Regions from separate parts of the Homo sapiens genome. Here region 2 is linked to region 1. Evidence: chromatin contacts called from ENCODE Hi-C or POLR2A ChIA-PET data. All regions are on one chromosome and are shown on one strand. The core of a region is the stretch at or near the end of the contact, and the rest is flanking DNA. Distances in the headings are between cores, read along the strand shown.

The links. A loop is a pair of places that touch in the nucleus more often than their neighbours do. ChIA-PET counts read pairs that join two places held with the same protein, here RNA polymerase II (POLR2A).
Region 2: a loop to region 1 is called in a map of Caco-2, with 16 times the contacts of the local background. The contact joins the enhancer-like site here to the promoter of ESCO1 in region 1. A Hi-C loop is called at or near these places in 1 of 168 maps with a recorded cell type or tissue (Caco-2). POLR2A ChIA-PET finds 5 or more read pairs at or near these places in 1 of 52 experiments (Panc1).

What each region holds. Positions count from the first base shown.
Region 1 is chr18:21,596,654-21,602,944 of GRCh38, forward strand. ESCO1 (establishment of sister chromatid cohesion N-acetyltransferase 1) reads right to left here and starts at 4,051. Exons shown (of 12, transcript NM_052911.3): 1 at 3,970-4,051. RefSeq lists enhancers at 2,395-2,689, 3,757-4,276, 5,601-5,680.
Region 2 is chr18:22,066,815-22,073,105 of GRCh38, forward strand. No RefSeq gene overlaps it. Among named protein-coding and RNA genes, the nearest start is that of LINC01900, 89 kb to the left of the region's middle. RefSeq lists an enhancer at 3,154-3,448. Within about 2 kb of position 3,222, at least 2 of the 41 ENCODE cell types and tissues checked have a DNase peak (open chromatin) inside an H3K27ac peak, as active enhancers do.

The DNA of each region.
Region 1 (6,291 bases), core at 2,801-5,300:
AAAACCCCGTCTCCACAAAAATATAAAAAAAACTAGCTAGGCATGATGGCAGGTGCCTGTAATCCCAGCTACTCGGGAGGCTGAGGCAGGAGAATCGCTTGAAGCCTGGAGGCAGAGGTTGCAGTGAGCCGAGATAGCACAGCCTGGGCAACAGAGCAAGACTCCGTCTCAAAAAAATAAAAAAAAATTTACTTAGTTACTCCTGGCTTCGCTTAACTACTTGCCAACTCAATTTCCATATTATCATTATCCCCTTCAGTTTCAACAACTACATTAATTCTAAACATTCAATTATTTACCTTAAAGCAGTAGTGCTCAAAATGTGATATGGGGACTCTCAGGATTCCTGAGATCAAAATCATACGAGAGCAAAAGATTAAAAGTACAAAACAGACCAATGAATTCTAATGCAACAGAATGCAAAACACATGTAGACATGGTTTCAGATTCTACATCACAACTAACCTTTAAGAAATTACCACTTGTTAAGTTTTGTTGCAGAATCAGAGTATTACAACTATCTGAAAAAGCTAAAATACCCCACCCAACATACTGGTCATAAACTTCAACCAGAAACATATATAGCAACAGATTGATAGGAAAATCCAGCTGTCTTCTATCAAGGCCAAACATTAAGGAGATTTACAAAAATGTAATACCATCACCATTCCTTCACTAACTTATTTTGGAATATAGTTTTTCATTAAAATGTTATTTATTAAATATATTAAGCTGGGTATGCACACCTGTAGTCCCACCTATTTGGGAGGCTGAGGCAAGAGGATCACTTCAGCCCAAGAGCTCAAGGCCAGCCTGGGCAACACAGTGAGCCACTGTTACTAAAAAAAAAAAAAAATTTAATTAAAATTAAAATGTTATTTATATTAAGCTGTAGTTTAATTATTTCAAATGAATTAATATATATGAAATTAATTCCTAATACAGTAACTATCAATAGATATAAACCTATATAAACAAAAGCTACTTGGAGTCCTACATAATTTTTAAGAGTGTAAGGGGATCCTAAGACCAAAAAGTTTGAGAACCACTACATTAAAGTAATACTTAATACCACCTTTTAATTTACCCTCTGAGTTTTTGTGTGAATCTTACACGTGCTGCCATAAATGTCTAAAGGAAGCTGAACAGAGCAGAGGATATAAATCTTCCTTTAAGCATTGTAATGCAATCAAGCATAAGATGTATATGCCCCTTCCCCTCAGGAAAAGACAAGACATGATGGCTGGGTTAACAGAATGCTCTTATTTGCCAAAAGTAACTACAGTATTATAATACAGCTATAATACAGAACTTATACAGGAAAAACAGAACCAAAGGATTTTCATTGAATGATCCACAGAAAAATATGAAAGTCAGGGTTACAAAAGGGGTAATATAGTCCTTAATTATCTACAGTAACAATTTTACTGGAGTTGGTTTCTAGTACCTAAATTTTAATCACCTTCAATAGAAGGTATTCCAAGAACTCTATGTGGTACAAAAATCTGCCAATAAAAGTCATGAAAAAATATTTAACTATTACAAAAAAATCCATTATTCGAACTGTGCAGCGCTGGTCACGTTCATTAACAGAATAAATACAATCAGCTCTGCATAATAAATTACCAAGCTAAAAAGGACTATCTGGCAAAAGAAGTTAATGGCATTCATTAATTAGGGTACTTTTTTAGTTATTCTGTGAAGCATAATTTATCAATTTAAATGCCAGCACCTTGTATGGGACGGACATTAAAAAAATTACTTGGCCGGGCATGGTGGCTCACGCCTGTAATCCCAGCACTTTGGGAGGCCGAGGCAGGCGGATCACCTGAGGTCAGGAGTTCAAGACCAGCCTGGCCAACACGGTGAAACCCTATCTCTACTAAAAATACAAAAAAATTAGCCGGGCATGGTGGCACTTGTCTGTAATCCCAGCTACTCGGGAGGCCGAGGCAGGAGAATCACTTGAACCCAGGAGGCGGAGATTGCAGTGAGCCGAGATCTCGCCACTGCCCTCCAGCCCGGACGACAGAGTGAGACTCCATCTCAAAAAAAAAAAACAAACAATTACTTGTTCACTACAGGATTATAATATTGATTGAGAAAGGTGAGACAATAGCATATTTTCCTCAGTTAGCAATGATAAAGGAGTTCTAGCTCGTAAGCCAGGACAAATTTTGGAATTGTGCTTCCAAAGTCACATATCTGACCCAACAGTGATACTCTGCATTCTGCCTAAAAGGGAAAAAGTGGCTCTATTACAGTCCTAGTTTCCTCATTTCCTCACATGCTCTAGGCCTGAATTTGCGACTTCCAAATTAAGCACGTTTTAAAGCACTTCTCATCCTACTCCCATGTCTAATTCCATTGATTAGATTTTTTGCTTTTCAAAAAAAAAAAAAAATTCACCAGGCACAGTGGCTCAGGCCTGTAATCCCAGCACTTTTGGAGGCCCAGGTGATCACTTGATCCCAGGAGTTCGAGACCAGCCTGGGCAACATGGCGAAACGCCGTCTCAACAACAAATAGAAAACTTAGCCTAACATGGTAGCGGACGCCTGTAGTCTCAGCCACTCAGGGAGGCGGAGGTGGGAGGATTGCTTGGGGCCGGGGAGGGAGGTCAAGGCTGCAGTGAACAGTGATTACACCACTGCAATCCAGTCTGGGCGACAGAGCGAGACCCCGTCTCAAAATAAAATAATAACTTAAAACTTTATTCGTGTTGGTGTCCTGTGTAAAGCAGAAACTAAGTACTTGACCAGAAGACAAAGTGAATATAGCATAGTTCACTGCAACCTGGATGTTTTCAACTGAAATCTATGTTTTATCCACTTTTTTAAAAAAGCCAATGCTGGTGGGGGGACTAACCACACCTTATGCCACCAAGTAGCGCTTTTGTTTCCTGCGAAGCTTATTTATTGAGATATCGTTTTGTAATACTATCTAGATACTGTGTGCTGCGATTCCTGTTTAAAGGAATCTCATTGCAGCTAAGACTACAGAAAACATGGTTCATAGTACTTCTCAAATCGCAAAGCTTGAGCTCCTTCCTCCTCCTCTTCCTCCCTCCCCTGGTCCCCGCTGCGTCCCCATCGCCCCGGAAAATAAAGCACACGCCGGATTTTCGGACGCATCATTGAGAGGCGGAGGGAGAGGAGGTAGTCTTCGAATTGTTGGACTTGCTATCCCATTCTGCCTGTGCAAAATAAACCCCCATAGTAAAATAATCTTAACCCGTGATAAAAATCGAGGACCCAATTCTCTTTGGTTCGCCTCTCTCCATCGCTATAAACTTCACTGCGGCCCTCAATGCACTCATTTCTACTCCAGAGCCGCCCTACCTGTGCCGAGACCCCCATTTGCAGCATGAGTTACTCTATGACCTTGGGCCCGCTCCCCTCCCAAACTGAAGGCTGTAAAACCAAGACCCCACATCGCGCCCCGCAAACTGCAGAGGCCTCCAGGCTCAGGCCGGGTCAGCGGGTTGCGCCAGGAGGCGGCGAGGGACTGGCTCCGGTGAAGCGCCGGGAAGAGAAAACGCAGGGGGCGGAGACGGGGCCCGGAGCTACCTGCGGGACCAGCACTGGCGCTGCCCCGGTGCTAGCAATGGCTGCGCGCCACCTCGGGGCTCCCGGAGCCCTCGCGGCAGTGCTGGGAACTCCGGCCCTGCCCCGTCGGCGGTCACGACCCCTTATGAACTTCGACCGCCCAGCAAACAGCGGCAGGTGGTGCGCGGACACGCGAGCACGTTAGCTGCCTACCTCAAGCGACGGCGTCTTGGAGCCTAGAGCCTCCCACCTCCCTCCCAGGGGCGCGAAGAGCTGGGACCGGAGCAGTAGGAAGGGGCGTGCGAGGCAACACGCCACCGAGGGTGGAACAGGAAGAGGGAGAACTGTCCGCTCCCTGAAGGGGCTGGCAAAAGAGAGGTGAAGACACAGGCGGCGGGGACCGTCAGGGACGCTCGCGTACCTTCCTTTTGCCTGGCGGAGGGTCAGACTAGCGCCAGCGGATCGCCTCACATCCGGGTATCAGGAGACACTCAGCTGCTTCTGCTGCGGCCGCCGCCTCCCCCGCGGCGCAAACACCAAACTTCCGGCGACGACGGCGACGCCTCGCTCGTCAGATGGGAGTTACCTGTGACCGTCTTGGGTGCGCTTGCGCAACGCTCCTCTTCAGCCCTAACCGGCTCAGCTGACGTGCCCAGAAGACGAAGATGGCCGCCACGCTCACTGCGTGTCACGCAGTTTTTCACCCCGGCCCGGACGGCTGGGCGTCGAGGAAAGGCGAGCTAGTGTCCATCCTCAGCGCAGGCGCGGTGGGAGGCCTAGCGCGCGCGCCTCCGCGGGTGGTCGCCTGGCAGGGAAGTGGCGGCGCCCCCTAGCGGCGGCCGCTTGTCGTTCCTGGGGTCATCGCTTTGAGCTGAAAACCACCCAGGCCCCCAGCGGTTGTGGTTTACCTTGGAAATTTGTCGCAACTGGTTGCCATGTAGGTTTTGGCTGCTTCTGTCTGCGATGTATAATCCAAGTGCCTTTGGTCTTCCATATGAGCCAATGTAAAGAAGGAGGGTGGGGCCGGGCGCGGTGGTTCACGCCTGTAATCCCAGCACTTTGGGAAGCAGAGGCGGGTGGATCATTTGAGGTTAGGAGTTCGAGACCAGCCTGGCCAACATGGCCAACATGGTGAAACCCCGTCTCTACTAGAAATACAAAAATTAGCCGGGTGGTAGTGGCGTGCGACTGTAATCCCAGCTACTCGAGAGGCTGAGGCGGGAGAATCCCTTGAGCCTGGGAGGCGGAGGTTGTGGTGAGCTGAGACTGGGCCACTGCACTCTAGTCTGGACGAGTGAGACCCTGTCTCAAATAAAAAAAAAAGGAGGGTGCAGTCCCTACACTGCCCTCCAGCACCTCCAAAAAATGCAGGGCTTCGCCCTCTCCTTGCACACTTTCTTCCTGTGTATCAGAGTGCAAGAATCATCAGAAATTGTAAAATATTCTGCTAGACTTAGTCAGACTGAGTGTTCAGACAAAGCTTTGGCTCGCTCTTGGACGCCTCTAGAGATAGAATCCAAGATTCTATCACTAGGATTCATGGTTCCCACACTTCTTTCTTTTGTGACAGGAAGGATCTTGCTGTGTAGCCCTGGCTGGTGTGCAGTGGCACAGTAACGGCTCACTGCAGCCTCGACTTGGGCTCAAGCGATCCCACCTGCCTCAGCCTCCCTGAGAACTGCATGTATGAAGCCCACGACACCATGCCAGGCTAATTTTTTTTTTTTTTTTTGAGATGGAGTCTCACTCTTGTCACCCAGGCTAGAGTGCAATGGCACGATCTCGGCTCACTGCAACCTCCGCCTCCCAGGTTCAAGGAATTCTCCTGCCTCAGCCTCCTGAGTAGCTGGGACTACAGGTGCCTGCCACCATGCCCGGCTAATTTTTTATTTTTAGTAGAGACGGGGTTTCACCATCTTGGCCAGGCTGGTCTCGAACTTCTGACCTTGTGATCCCACCTGCCTCGGCCTCCCAAAGTGCTGGGATTACAGGCGTAAGCCACCGCGCCCGGCCGCCAGGCTAATTTTTTTATATTTTGTAGGGATAAGGTCTCACTGAGACCAGCCCAGGCTGATCTCGAACTCCTGGCCTCAAGTGATCCTCTCTTCTCTCCTTGGCTTCCCAAAGCGCTGGGACTACAGGCCTAAGCCACTGCTCCGGCTACTAGACTGCTTTTGAACATATGTTCTGTGCTACCCTTTGCTTATTTGCGGAACTGTGAGGCTAGTTCGGTACTTCTGCATTTCAGAATGGGAAGAGGTGATCATAAATGGGTTTTCCCCTTCCTGCCCTCCTTCTTTGAAGCCAAGTACAACCAAAATGTGCTCTAAGTTTGTCAAACCTGATGTTTTTCTGACAATTCATCTTCCACGAATAGTGAGCTGCCTGTCAGTTTGCGCAGGGAGATGTTATGGCTTAAAAACAAAAACGAGGCTGGGCGCAGTGGCTCACGTTTGTAATCCCAGCTGTTTGGGAGGTATTGATGGGTGAGGCCATTCTTCACATTACCATAGTTGTGTTACTTGGCAAAGACCTGTCCGCTGCTTCCACCTTCAGCTCCAGTCCCTGATACACACTTTAATGACATATGCCAAACAGCTCAAATTGGGGGCGGGGGGTGGGGCGGGGGAACAGGAGTAAACTACTGGTCTGGTTAAAAGCTGGTTATTTATCAGGAGACCTGACCTATGTTTCCCTTCATCTTCGTCTTCTGATTGCCAGACAACTGGTGGGACTTCTTTTG
Region 2 (6,291 bases), core at 1,972-4,471, 470 kb after region 1:
AAACAAAATTAATGCGTTGACCTGAAATAAGAATGCATGAGTTATAGAAACTCAGGGCTGGGTGCAGTGGCTCATGCCTATAATCCCAGCACTTTGGGAGGCTGAGGCAGGCAGATCACCTGAGGTCAGGAGTTCAAGACCAGCCTCGCCAACATGGCAAAACCCCATCTCTACTAAAAATACAAAAATTAGCTGGGCATGGTGGCACGTGCCCGTAGTCCCAGCTACTCAGGTGGTGGTGGTGCACACCTGCAATCCCAGCTACTCAGGAGGCTGAGGTGGGAGAATCGCTTGAATCCGGGAGGTGGAGGTTGCAGTGAGCTGAGATCATGCCACTACACTCCAGTCCCTGGGTGATAAGTGAGACTCTGTCTAGAAAGAAGGAAGGAAAAGAAAGAAAGAAAGAAAGAAAGAGAATAAGAGAGAAAGAAAGAAAGAAAGAGAGGAAGGAAGGAAGGAGAAGGGAAGGGAAGGGAAAGGAAGAAGAAGGGAAAGGAAGGAAGGAAGAGAAGGGAGGGAGGGAGGAAGGAAGGAAGGAAAGAAAAAAGAAAGAGAGAGAAAGAAAAAAAGAGAAAGAAAGAGAAAGAGAGAAAGAAAAGAAACGAAACTCAGGTTCTTTGCTTTGGGCTTGAATTGTATCTACCCAATATGGTGACACTGGTCATCTATGCTGATTTCAAAGATGCATTACTTAAATTCAGTTTATACTGGGCACAGTGGCTCCCGCCTATGGTTCCAGCTACTTGGGAAGCTGAAGTAGGGGAATTGCCATGAGGCCAGGAGTTCAAACCAGCCTGGGCAACACAGTAAGACCCCATCTCTAAAAATTTTTTTTAATTTAAAAAACAATAAAAAATACAGTTTGTTTGGTGGACAGGATCTTTCAGTACATTAAGTCCATGGTTTAACAATTATATTGATAATAATAAAGATAAGTAGTCCCCTTTCCTAAAAGGCTTGTTGAATAACCAAGAGGAGAACCAAGTTCTGCCAGGCAAGAGGGAATAAGGACATGGGAGAGTGACATAAGCCTGGCAAAGCTGCCTTCTACCCAGGAAAGCACCACAGTCAAGGTCACGGAGTCTGGGAGAAAAGAAGGCGAGGCGGTGGTGCTCTGCCACTTGTCTCTACTTGTTGCTGAGTGGCAGCCATCAGTTACAATTAACCTTTGGAATACATCCTGAGTCTCTATCAGGTTTTCTATCCAAATTTGGCATTAGTTGGCACCTACCTGTTGATACACAAGTAGTACTGTTTGCAAGGAGCATGAAACCCACTTCCCTATCCCTGCCCCCTACTCCCCTCCCAACTCAGAGAAACCACATTCAGCTTAGCTCTGTGGAGGAGTTAGCCTTTAATCTCATTAAATGTCAATGATAGGAAAGACTTTCTTCATCCACCCAGTTTCCCATCCATTCATTCAACACATCTCCATTGTGCAAGGTATTGTGGAGGATGTGTGGGCTGCCAACTCTGAGCCCAAGGTCTATGAAGTTGAAGTTAGCAATACCAGGCCAACGAGAGTAGTGGGGATGATGATTGACACCATGACAATTTCAATGATGAACTGTAATTAGCCGTTGTTTGGAGGAGGCTGGTGGTTAGAAGCCTCCTAAGCCTGCTGGCTAGGAGAGGAGCCAGGCAGGTATGGTGCCCAAAGGAGACAAAGCTTGAGCAGGGCTGTAGCCAGGACAGATTAAAGAAGCAGTATACCTGGGTGTGATGGTTCATGCCAATAATCCTAGCACTTTAGGATGCCAAGGCAGGAGAATCACTTGAGCCCAGGAATCCAAGCGCCCTTCAACACTTAGCCTTCATCCTCTAAAATCCCCAAGGGCAACATGCTGAAGCCCCATGTCTACCAAAAATACAAAAATTAGCTGGGCATGGTGGTACACACCTGTGGTTCCAGCTACTGGGGAGGCTGAGGTGGGAGGATTGCTTGAGTCCAGGAGGCAGAGGTTGCAGTGAGCTGAGATTGTGCCACTGTACTCCAGCCGGGGTGACAGAGTCAGACTCTGTCTGAAAAAGAAGAAGAAGAAGGAAAAGAAGAAGAAGAAGAAGAAGAAGAAGAAGAAGAAGAAGAAGAAGAAGAGGAAGAGGAAGAGGAAGAGGAAGAAGGAGAAGGAGAAGGAGAAGGAGAAGAAGAGGAAGAGGAGGAGGAGGAGGAAGAGGAAGAAGGAGAAGAAGGAGAAGGAGAAGAAGAAGAAGAAGAAGAAGAAGAAGAAGAAGAAGAAGAAGAAGAAGAAGAAGCAGAAGCAGCAACAACATGATCATGATTAGCCACTCCGAGGAGTGGACCTCCCTACAGCTTCTGCTTACACATCTGAATATGGGTGTCCTCCCATCTCCTTTTAAGAAATGGATCAAGCATGGATCAGGAGTGCATGGCATCCTTATGCACTTTGCTTTTCTGTGCTGTGGGTGTCTCAGCTGGTCATATTTAGGGGGCCAGAGATCCAAGGGCCCTTCAACATTTAGCCTTCATCCCCTAAAACCCCCAAGGTCTGGGAAACTGAGCTCCTGACAGGTGCTGCCTGCCAACGGAGCAGTTGCCTGGGCTGTTGGGAGGGTCGGAGGCGGGCTTCCTGGTGTCAGCTAACCTCAGTTCTTTCTAAGAGGCAGTGAGTGAAAGTCAGTGCACTTGGCTGAGCACAAGTCCCTGAGTTCTCTGAGCCTTAGCCAATGGGCCAGCCAACCGGAGGCCTATAGGCAAGTGCTGCTCTTGGGTGTGCAGGAAGGAAAACGGGCCCCATTGAACACCTCCCAAGCTTGCTCCCACTTTGGCACCTAAAATAGTCAATTTTAGCTGATCAGGTTCATTTCGCAACTCGGTTATGTGATTCCCAAGCATTACCTCTTATCTCGAAACAGAGGTGTGAAAACAGAACCGACTTGGCACAGACTGGCCGCCTGAAGGAGGGTCTTTGTGTGAGGCTCAAGACTTGTATGGTGGAAAAGAACACACAGTGCCGGCCCGTATCCCCCCCACTTCCATTCATTTGTCTGAGACCAGACCCTGCCCTACCCACATTACAGAGTATCTCTGGCCCCTGTAGAGAGAAAAGATAGCACTTGTACCACTATGTGAGGGGCTTTGGCTCCTGCCTGGGGTGAATCTGCAGCCCCACACGAACAACTCAAATAGCTCGTGGATGTTTCCCAAATGTGTAGTGAGGCTTACTGCACAAATATGCAGGTGGCACCATGGCCCTGCCCTCTAGGGAGAGAGAAGCAAGATGGCGCCATGCCAGCAGCTTCACAAAGTGGCGTTGTTACCTCTCCTTTAGATGTTCCTGTGTGGCTTCATTGGTGCAGAGGAGGATCTGTTTACACCGACTGGCTCATATTGATCCTTTTGGGGGAGGGGAACGACAATGCTGGCCTCTGTTAGTCTCTGGAGTATGCTGGAAGTGCTCAGCCCACCCCAGAGGGTGTCCTGTGATCCCTCTTGGTTGACGCGATACTGAATTACACCCCTGGAGGGTGAGCTCATTCCTGGGCTCAGAAAACAAGTTTCTGACCAGGATTGGGGTAAAACTCCAGGTATTGGGTTCTTTGAGAAGCCCATTGTCTCCTTGAAGTGAGTTGAGGGCACTGTTTTTTCAGAGTTGGGTCTCTGGAAAACAGGGAAGTCCACAGGCTCATTTAAAATACACAAGAAATGTCTCCGGGGATATGTTGGAAAAAATTTTTGAAATATACGTAACAGTGAAATCTGTGGGGTTTAAATATAATGCATCTTTTCCCCAAATCCTTTAAATCATAGTCATGGTCTCTTATTTTGAAAAACTTCAGCTGTCATTTTGCTGTAGTTTTTGTTTTTCCCGTTCAGAAAGACTGTGGGCATGTCGGGCCCTGTGTCCTGCTAAAGAGGTTATAAACTGAGTAAAGGAAAGCAGAGAGGGCCGTCTGCTAGATCAGGAGACAAGGCCCAGGACAGAGACGGCCTTGGGAGCAAATGTCCTGCAGGGCCTCAATTGCCAAGTCAGACTTGTGACTCCTAGGGATCATCTTCACCCCAGGGCGGATCCCTAGTGTGTGCTCCCTGTCACGTTCTTACAATACTTTCTTTTCAGCAGACTGAGGGATCTCCTATAACTCTTCCCTGAACTGGCTTCACCAGTACATGACATTAGCAAAATCAGTCTATTCTCCAGTAACCTTCAAGAAACTTTTTTTTTTTTAAATAGAGACAAGGTCTTGCTATGTTGCCCATGCTGGTCTTGAACTCTTGGGCTCAAGCGATCCTCCCACCTCGGCCTCCCCAAATGCTGGGATTACAGGCATGAGACACCATGCCTCTTTATCCCCACATCTCTACCTGCTCCGGCCTCACCTCCAGGTAGAATAAGGCACAGAATCCACACCATCCTTCTGCCTTGAACATTCTCCAATGTGGCTTCAGAAACCCACGCTGAGTCCCTATATGCGGAACCCTGGGACAACTTAGCCTACATCCTTTTCTCTAGTCAGCTTCCTTTCAATCCATTCTCCACCCTGTAGCCAGAGCAAGTTTTCTAAAATGAAAATCTGCCTGTCATTCTCCAGCTTAAAGGGTTTTAATAGTTTTGTAGAGTTTCTGAGAAAAAGTATAAAGCCCTTTGTGTGGCATTCAGAGTCCTTCAAGATCTGGCACCTTCTTCCCTCTCTCTCTCTTTCCTTCTCATGTGCACACCAAGTTTCTTCCAGCCAGATCTGCTCCATGTTTCTGGCTGGCTTTCCACTCTCCGTAGGCCCTGCACAAGCGTCCTACTGTGCCCAGTCTCTGCCTCTTCTTCCAGGCTGTGAACAAGCAGGGTGATGTCTTATTTGTCTTCCTATCCCCAGAACTTCACCAAATGCAGGTGGCAAAATACAGGGGCTCAGAAATTGTTTGCTGAGTCATTTTGAATTGGAATCTTTCCTAATATGTATTATGTACCTTTTTAAACAAAGTGAGCTCAACAAAATGTAATTTTTTTTTTTTGGGTCTGGCTTAGTTGCTTTCCTGCGTAGACTGTGCTAGATTACAATTGTATCTGGATACCATGTAGTCCTCGTGTTCCAGGCTTGGGAAGGAAAGGAAAGCATATTTAGAGGGTGATTTTGTATTAACTAACAGCTTTTACAAATGAGTTGGATCAAATGCTTCCACTTCTAGGACCCTATATTATGGAAATGAAATACTGGAACTAATGGTTAAAAGGCCCAGCGACATTGATACCGCAGAAAACTATATAGCTGTTGGGCAGGGCACAGTGGCTCATGCCTGTAATCCCAGCACTTTGGGAGGCCGAGGCGGGTGGATCACCTGAAGTCAGGAGTTCGAGACCAGCCTTACCAACATGGTGAAACCCCATCTCTACTAAAAACGCAAAATTAGCCAGGCGTGTTGGTGCATGCCTGTAATCCCAGCTACTTGGGAGGCTGAGGCAGGAGAATCACTTGAACCTGGGAGGCGGAGGTTGCAGGGAGCCGAGATCGTGCCATTGCACTCCAGCCTGGGTGACAAGAGCGAAACTCCATCTCAAAAAAAAAAAAAAGAAAACTATATAGCTGTTATTAAGGGAAGAGTAGATTTGTATTTCTTTTCTTTTCTTTTTCTTTTTTTTTTTTTTTAAGAGACAGGGTCTTTCTTTGTTGGCCAGGCTGGAGTGCAGTGGTGCAATTCTAGCTCACTATAGGCTCAGGAGATCCTCCTGCCTGAGCCTCCCAAGTAGCTGGGACTACAGCCGCGAGCCACCATGCCCAGCTAATTATTTTATTTTTTTGTAGAGATAGTGTCTCGCTTTGTTGCCTAGGCTTGTCTCAAACTTCTCGGCTCAAGCCATCCTCCTGCCTTGGCCTGCCAAAATGCTGGGATTGCAGGTATGAGCTGCCATGGCATGCTTGGCCAATTTGGGTTTCTGACATGGAGGATGTCTATGGTATCAAGTGGTGAAGAAAGTGAATTGGAGAAAAATTGAACAGCATCATCCTCAAACATTCATGTGCAATTTTTTTGTATGTATAGAGAAAGATTTGGAAGGTTATGCATGAAATGGAAGGCCTTGTCCATTCCTGGGACTGGGATATAGAAAAGAGTGGGAGGAATTGTTGATTTTTACATATTTTTCTGGAGTGGCCTCAGTGCTGAATTACAATGAGGTTCAATGAGGGGAGCATAGGGTTATGGTCAGTGACCTCAAAGCCCTAACATTATTTTTTTTCACTGTATTTATTTATTTACTTATTTTTTGAGACCGAGTCTTGCTCTGTCACCCAGGTAGGAGTGCAGTGGTATAATCTCAGCTCACTGCAACCTCCACC